Linked DNA regions of Homo sapiens: region 1 is linked to region 2. A link is an interaction called in ENCODE POLR2A ChIA-PET data of the cell type or tissue named here. Cell type or tissue: MCF 10A. All regions are shown on one strand. Links, peaks and the distances in the headings refer to the core of each region. The heading gives the core; the rest is flanking DNA.

Region 1 (4,404 bases), core at 231-4,230, 68 kb before region 2:
ACTTCATTTAATAAAAATATAATTATGCAAAAATATTAGCTCAAGAAGATGGTTCTTGGGTGATTCAAACTCCTCCTAATCTCCACTAAAAAGACTTAATAGATGTTAAAATTTTCCGATATTCCCTTCAGATCTTTTCTTCTTTTAAAGGAAAGTATTCATTATACAGGGTGTCTTGACCGCTTCTCCGAGCTCAGATTCACCTGCAAATTGGATATCTCCATCTGCATGTCCCATAGGTACTTCAGACTCATGTGTTAAGTGAACAATAATTTTCCCCACCCCCCAACATGCTCCAAACCTGTTTCTCTTCCAGTATTTCCTTTATTAAAGAAGGAAGCCATCATCAGTTCTAGTGGTCCATAAGCTTGTTTTGTGTACTCTACCTGCTCCTCCGTCATTAAGCTCATGAGTGCACAGGATGGTGCATCCCTCCTGCCCTTTGCTGTTCCAAGTGAGTCTCTGTAACTAGAGCAATAACCTTGGTATCCAGATGTAAGCTGATAATACGGTATCACCGCATATATTTTTTTAAAAACAGGCACGTCTTGTTCTCCAAAGCCTTATTTGTCTCTCTACATACTTTGAAGTATATCATGCTCTTGTTTCAGCCAGCAGCTGCCTAGAGCAAGGATCTTGATACCTTCCTCCTATGCTTTAAGATTATGTATTTCCAGGAAAAAAAAAAAACAAAAACAGGATACAAACCTGATCAGCTTCCATTATCTTCAAGTCGAAAAGGAAGTCTTTAATCTAAGGCTCTGCCATTTGTCAAGTAGAAATGGTTTGAAGATTGAGAGCTGCCTCTAAGGTATGTGTGTTTTCTGTGTGTATTTTGTTGGGTATGTGACACTTTTTCCCCATTTTATAGCATGCCCAGAGTACTTTTTTTTCTCCAAACCCATCCTCTTATATTACATGTCATTTTATTTAACTATCTTCCCAGACTCTCCACCACTCCCCTTGTCCCTGTAGGTCTGGGAATCATTTTGTATGTGTCCATGGAGAATACACTCACTTGTCCCATCAGAATACCTATGACTCTGTGCTGTAACTCCCTGCTTCTTTCATTGTCTGGCCCCCTCACTAGAAGGCAAATGCTGGCACGTCAGGGGTTTGTGTGTCTTGTTCTCCACTGATTCCCCTAAACATAGCAGAAGCTCTTGCGTTTAGCAAGCACTCAGTGAGTGTTTGTGAACTGAATCAAGACTTTTCAGCAATTCCTAGATTCCTTCCTCTTGTTTCTCCCCTACTCTACTACTTCTATGGCTGTCTGGCTTCTCATAATCTCACATATGGATTATAGCAGAACTTCCATCCCCCTGACTACCCCATAATACTCATCCTCCCAAATAATTTCTTGCACCAATGATAGATTCATATGCCCAAACCTTTTCTGCCACTTTCTTGGAAATAGTTAGCAATTGTTTTCTATTGCCTATCAGATTAAGTTCAAAGTCCTTTTATCACTTCAAGATTAATGTTCTTGGCTTACCTAAATATACAAACTCAGGTACTTGCTATTCCCAAATATAACTCCTGTCTATAAACAAGCCGATTTCCTTCCTATTCTCCCATCCATGGTTAGGTCAGGCTTACCTGGCTTACTACTTGCTCTTTCCCCCAGCTATCTCTTTATGTCCCCCTTCTATCCATCCAAACCCTTCTTATCCCTCAACGCTCAAGCCAGGGAGCTTGAAGCCTTCTTTCAGTCATTCATGCACACATTAATCTTATAATTTTGTATCCATCTCTGAAATTTCCAGCCAATTGTACATTAGTACTCTTTGTATCTAATTTCATAGACAATATCTTAAACTCAATTTTAAGATGCTTGATGTCAAGAATTATACCTTGTAATGCCTAGCGTATCAGAACCTGACCTAGCATGTTAGATTAATTGGTACACTATTCTTAAGCCTGTTGATTGATTGATATTCCAGAGTCATCTAAGGTATTAAGATATCAGGAAAAGTCATATAAAAATGATTCAAGATACTTAAATTTATGTACCTTCAAATTAAGTGTTACCTTATTACTTCATGGAATAAGAGGAAGTCCTATACACCTCAACCCTATCCCAGGCAAATATTTTTTAATGGGAACACAATAATTGCAAATTGTAATATTTGTCATGGGCCCTAAGTGTTGGGAAGCATTGGACATAGCAGTTACCAGATGACTGGAGCTACAGTTGGTAGCCCAATCGGCATTCGAACTGATGCTGATATATACTAAGGCCTGCTGCAAGCCCTCTGTACTGTCTATTGCTAAGCAAATGGAGGATGAGACAGGTCTGGTTGCTGACACAGCATGCATAAAAGACTGAGTCACTGTTCCTGCCCTCTGGGCATTTGAATACAGTAAGGGCAACCGAGGAGCACATAAATAACTATAATCTGAAAGAGTGTCTCTTAGATATGGGAGGTGTATGTATATAGGGATAAACTACAGAAAACTCCAAGGTCTTGGTCTGGGATACTGTAACAAAATGGAATGTCAAGAAGAGAAGCCAATGTGAGAGACAACGATGCCAAATTTGGTTTTGAGCCCATTTGAGGTTAAATTAGAAGTGTGCTTAATTTTGTTAAGGGTAAGTAAAGAATGAATGGCTTTGATGGGAATGTAATTTGGGGAGTTGAGGGCATAGAAGTAATGAACAAGGTATGTAGGTAAGTTGCCCAGAGAGTGAATGAGTTTTCCTACATGTTGTTTTTCCATCTCTGAACTGATGTTAATAATACTTGTTTTCCACTTGACATGAAGTTCTGAGAATTATTCTTAGATCTTGAAAGTGCTTTATTTAACCTCTACTCATTGATAAAGAGACTGGGCTTTCATGAGGCTGCTGAGAAATTCCTGGGAGGCTTTCCGAGATGGAAGCGGGCAGGAGGTTGCTATTGCCTCACACTCAGGTTACTGCTGCTGAAAGGGAGTGGCGGCTTATCCCACTGTGACGGCCCCTGGAGGGCACAGGAGGACATGGCACATTTTGGACCTGCCAGAAACAATTCAGTACTTGGACTTTCACAATGGCTCTTCTTCCTTCAAACAACAAAACTGTAGAACAAAGCATCCCTGATCCTAATTAAGAAAGTTCAGATCAGCTCCTATCAGCATCATCATAGTTATCTTACATCCTGTTAGTAATACCTTGGCCTATTTACAGTTGTGTGCTTTTGTTTGGAACGCTTTTATACAGATTGTCTCGTGTTTTTACTGATATATGGTCTAGCTAGATAGTGCTGCGCTTTTCTTGAGGGCTTTCTACACATTAAGCACTGAATTAGATGCTTTGCGTTCACAGATCTGGCATTATGAGTGTGCACCTGCACAGTGGCACAAGATGCTGGCCTCAGAAAGGCCTGCATTTGATTTAATGCTCTGCTGTTGCCATCTTGAAATTCTGGATAATTTTTGAAAAGGGGGCCCTGCATTTTCATTTTGCACTGGATCTCCGTAACATGTAGCTGGCCCCGTACACGGGCTATTTCCTGTAATATGTACAACTACTCTATGTGTAGGACATACGATGCCATTTCACAGATAAGAAAGTGGGCTCACAGAGTAATTTGCCAAGATCCTTAACACACCAGAATTGGTCTTTTGGTTCTGGTCTGTGCAATTCCCAATCCTATGCTCTCAATCGGTGCTTCCAGGTGAATGTTTATCCTGGTGTGTCCACAGCCTACCTGCGTCAGATTCATCCAAGAAGCTTGTAAACATGCAGATTTCTCATAAGCAGGCTCTACAGACAGGGCCAGGGAATCTGTATTTTAGTTCATTGACCAGGTGACTCTTGTACACCATTCAAGTCTGAGAACTAAAGCCCCACATCAATCGCTTTCAACCATGTTTGGCCCAACCCAGGTAAAAAATTCATTTTACATCAAGATGCAGTATACACACATGACAAAAGTGTCATAAGATAGTACTTACCAGCTGGGCATGGTGGCTCATGCCTGTAATGCCAGCACTTTGGGAGGCCGAGGTAGGCAGATCACCTGAGGTCAGAAGTTTGACACCAGCCTGGCCAACATGGCAAAACCCCGTCTCTACTAAAAATACAAAAATTAGCCAGGCTTGGTGGCATGGACCTGTAATCCCAGCTACTCAGGAGGCTGAGGCAGGAGAATCACTGGAACCTGGGAGGCAGAGGGTGCAGTGAGCCGAGATCATGCCGCTGCACTCCAGCCTGGGTGACAGAGCAAGACTCCATTTCAAAAAAAAAAAAGATAGTACTTACCCTTATTATACACAAGACACTAATGATTATTTTACTCTATTCTAATTCTCTTGTAAATGCCTACAGTGCTTTATAGTACAGATCACAAAGGTAATTTGAAGAACACAGTGGCTAGATGAAGAGGAAATATTAAATAAGGCTTGAGTTTGGCACTATAA
Region 2 (4,404 bases), core at 93-4,092:
TCTCAGGAAGAAAAAAAAAAAGATACATCTTGAAGGCTGGAGAAGTCAGCATTCCCTGCAGAACAAGTTCAGGTAGAGAAGTACTAGTTGTAGGAAATATCATGGCAGTCTGTTAACTCTTAGAAATTAAGTACTATAATTAAAATCTCTTGTTTCTACCCAGGTAATAGAAGAGTCTCCAAGAGCCAGTGAATAACTTTGTATTTTACTCCTTCTTACATTATTTTCATTGCAGTTCTCAAATGTTGGCATGCATCAGAATCACCTGGAAAACTTGTTGAAATACAGAGTGCTGGACCCTACCCCCAGAGTTTCATATTCAGTAGGTCTGGAATAAGACCAGAGAATTTGCATTTTGAACAAGTTCTCAGATGATTCTGATGGTGCTGGACCAGGGATAACACTGTGAAAACTATTGCTTTATTGAATCCTTCCTGTGTATCTGGCAGCCTGTAATGTGCTGAGTACATAAAGATGAAAAGAAAACATCTGTGCCCTAAAATTGTTTATAATAGGGTGGTGGGAGACAGACGAGTAAATGTATAATGATAGCACAATGGAAAGCATGCTGTGATACGTGGAAGTACAGGTTGTGGCGAGAATACCCCAAAGCGCATCCAACACAGAATGAGGCCAGAGGTTGCAGATGTGTATAAGACCCAGCAAAAACCCTTAATCCTGAGCTGAGTTTTAAAAAATTATCATAAAATAAAACAAAAAGTAGTAACAAATAGAAAAATGACTTTGAATCATGCTTTGCGTGAGATTGGTAAATGGATTCCTCTTTAATGTTGCCTTTAAGATCAAAATTCTTTAGGAAGCTGTTGCTTTTACAGGTGGGGCAATATAACTCTGCATTAGTCATTTTGCAAACAAAATATATCCTTTCCTTTGTTATTTTGTTTTACTCTTCTTCAGCAATTTTTTAAGAAGCCAGAGAAAGATGTTGTGTTTATTATGTGTGATTCAACATTTTCACAAAAACTGCTAGAAATTTTATGTATGTCAAAATGCAGACAAAGCTAGACAAGAGCAGGAACAATCACAGCTAGTGAAACAGAGCTGGTTAGGCAGCTTGACCTGGGAATTTAGGTGTTGAGTCCATAGGTGAACAGGATCAGCTCTCCATTGCAATTGTAGGTTAGCGTGAGACCATGAGACAAAGTGACATCTTTGCCTCCAGAACAGCACTGATGCAATGGATAGATTATGGACCTGGGCAGGACTATAGATAGCTTTCACTTGGACATGATAAACTGGGTGAGGGGGTTGGGCAGAAATGAATTAGAGGTATACTTGAGGCAGGCTGCTGATTGGTCAGTTCTTTGAGTTATATGCCCAGAAAATGGAAGCAAGAACATGACAAATGGCTGGGCTAGTTTTGAGAAAAAGATTTATACCCATGAGGTTGTCTTGGCAATAAAGACATTCTGCCTTTTTAATGAAGCAGCCCTGAGCTATACTGTCATCACAACCTAAAGCGATAACACCTTTATAGGAATAATGGTTTGTGAGGCTTCTGGCTGTATATTTACAATTTTAAATTGAAAGCATATCCCTAAAGCCATGTAGAATATTTCACTTTATTTTATTTTTTTGAGATGGAGTCCCGCTCTGTCACCCAGGCTGGAGTGCACTGACATGATCTTGGCTCACTGCAACTTCCGCCTCCCAGGTTCAAGCGATTCTCCTCCCTCAGCCTCCTGAGTAGCTGGGATTACAGGCACGTGCCACCACAACCGGCTAATTTTTGTGTTTTTGTAGAGATGGGGTTTCACTGTTTTGGCGAGGCTGGTCATGAACTCCTGACCTCAAGTGAACCGCCTGCCTTGGCCTCCTTAAGTGCTGGGATTACAGGCATGAGCCACCACCATGCTTGGCCTGAATATTTCATTTTAAACAATTATACTCTACCTGGTAAAGGGAGCTGAAGTCCAGAAGAAATTATAAATAGAATGCTCAAACTTTAAAAGGATGTAGTGCAATATGTTTTTATTGAAGAATTGGTAATAATAATTATTTGTACTCTTTTTACTTGTCCTTTTATAATATAATTTAATTAACAATGAAATCTTGTAAACTTTTTCTTAGCATACATCTGTGGATGGATATACTGAACCACACATCCAGCCTACCAAGTCGAGTAGCAGACAGAACATCCCCCGGTGTAGAAACTCCATTACGTCAGCAACAGATGAACAGCCTCACATTGGAAATTACCGTTTACAAAAAACAATAGGGAAGGGAAATTTTGCCAAAGTCAAATTGGCAAGACACGTTCTAACTGGTAGAGAGGTAAGTTTGCACAATGCCTTTTAATATCTGCCTGGACCTCTCTGGAGTCTTGTTAAAGCTTCCTTATAGCCCATGTTTGGGAGTAAAATGACAGTTTCAATATGATTAACACTGGGGTGTGTGTGAATGGAACATTAGTAGGCAGAGGTTTATCACGGCATAAAAGTTGACCTTTTAATATTTAGAAAAGAATCATTCCTATATATTAGCATCTCATAAATCAGGTGTGCTGCAGATGAGCTTTCCTCAGATTCTGACTTTCGTTATATGATTTCTGTGAACATTTCTGATTGCCATTGCTGCCCAGCCCTCAGGAACAAAAGTTCTTGCTGCTTGATATAAGTTAGGTATAAATATGTAGAAAGTCACCTGCTAATTTGTATCTGTTTAGAGACTACATTGAACAAGTACTTCTATATGGGTGGTTTTCTCAGGTAATAAGATAATTGGATTTCTAAAATCTCGTGTGTTTTAAGTTATATGTATTTATATAGTAAGAATTTATATATTTGCACATATGTACGTTGTGTATATATACCTGTATGCTAGGGTTACAGACTTTATTTGAATAAATGTGTAACATTTTGTATTATATAACGTTTACTAGATCTGATTAGGACATTATAAAAAAAAATCTCAATCAGGCCCAATGCAGTGGCTCATGCCTGCAATCTCAGCACCTTGGGAGGCTGAAGTGGGCATAATTGCTTGAGGCCAGGAGTTCAAGACCAGCCTGGGCAACATGGCAAAACCCCAGCTCTACAAAAAATACAGAAATTAGCTGGGCTTGGTGGTGTGCAACTGTAGCTACTTGGGAGCTTGAGGTGAGGATTACTTGAGCCCGGGAGGTCAAGGCTGCAGTGAACTGTGGTAGCACCACTGCACTCCAGCCTCAGCAACAGAGTGAGATCCTGTCTCAAAAAAAAAACAAAAACTCAAAGAAAATATTTTTAATAAATTTTCACTTTGCTCTATGTATAATATTATTGTCGTTTCCCATTGAATTTGGTTCCTTCTGTCTATTCTGACCCCAGGAGCCATTCAGAGGCAGGGAATACTGGGCAGAGCCTTAGATATTCAAGTCCATTTTGTCAGTTTGCTCTAAGTAAGCTTGGATATCCAATCTCTCTACCAACATAATTGTTTTATTCACATAATATTTAACTTACTGCAAGTTCACAAGCCACTTCCCCCTATAATTGTTGCTTATCAAGATCGTGAGTAAAAGGTTAAGATACAGGATGATTTTTACTTTAAAGAAGGAAACTTAGAAGAAATAACAAAGCTTTCATTTCATTGGCTCAGGATCAAAAGATTAAAGACTTGGGTCAATGGAGTATATTCTAAGACTGCCAAATTATCAAAATGTTACTATCTGATTATGTGAACACCTAAAAAGAGCTAAATTATATCTAGTTAGGAATGAAACAGAAATTGGATTTTTTGAAAGTTTTATTCATTAAAATATGCATTTTTCAAATAGAGTTTAATGATTCTTCTTTTTTAGGTTGCTGTGAAAATAATAGACAAAACTCAGCTAAATCCTACCAGTCTACAAAAGGTATTTAATTAATTTAATAAGTAATTAAAATGTGAGTTTATCATTAATATGTGATGTTCTGTAAAATCAGTCATTCTAAATTTTCTATTAGGTACAATTCTACATTTCATCAATATAAGAAGAAAAGACATAATATAAAATGTAATGTTTATGACTTACCAAGTAGTTGCTTGAAAACTATCTACTACTTAAATACATGTAGTATATGAAAGAAATGTATCTCTTCTATTCAATAGAATAAAACCTTGTGTCATACATTTTGAAGTATTCAGGATTTGAAATATTCAAATATTTTGAAGTATTTTCAAGTATTCAGAATTGACCTCTGAAAATTAGACTTATATTAAATGAATAATCCATTTACTGATAATATCTGGTGCCTTAGCTGTTATATAAAATGACAAATGGTGGTGACCTAAGCCATTTAAACTTTTGTGAGTTTTCAGATAAAGTCCAGAGACCTTGCTGATAAGCTTCTTAATTAAAAATCTAGTTAGAAGTTAATATTGTTCATAGGTGAGTTTCCTTTTATTGCTTCATTTGCTCTT

Evidence for each region. Peaks named below come from ENCODE experiments on the same cell type or tissue, not always from the same donor. Only the 100,000 strongest peaks of a DNase experiment are listed, where the experiment ranks them.
Region 1: POLR2A ChIA-PET joins it to region 2 with 5 read pairs; 1 of 35 experiments calls an interaction of 5 or more read pairs at or near these places.

Annotation. Positions count from the first base shown.
Region 1 is chr1:220,509,042-220,513,445 of GRCh38, forward strand. No RefSeq gene overlaps it. Among named protein-coding and RNA genes, the nearest start is that of MARK1, 17 kb to the right of the region's middle. In MCF 10A, for the core only: a CTCF peak has its summit at 2,953; DNase peaks (open chromatin) are centred at 2,320 and 2,940.
Region 2 is chr1:220,577,263-220,581,666 of GRCh38, forward strand. MARK1 (microtubule affinity regulating kinase 1) reads left to right here. Exons shown (of 18, transcript NM_018650.5): 2 at 2,092-2,295; 3 at 3,803-3,856. Among named protein-coding and RNA genes, the nearest start is that of MARK1, 51 kb to the left of the region's middle. In MCF 10A, for the core only: no CTCF peak of the experiment used is centred there; a DNase peak (open chromatin) is centred at 2,239.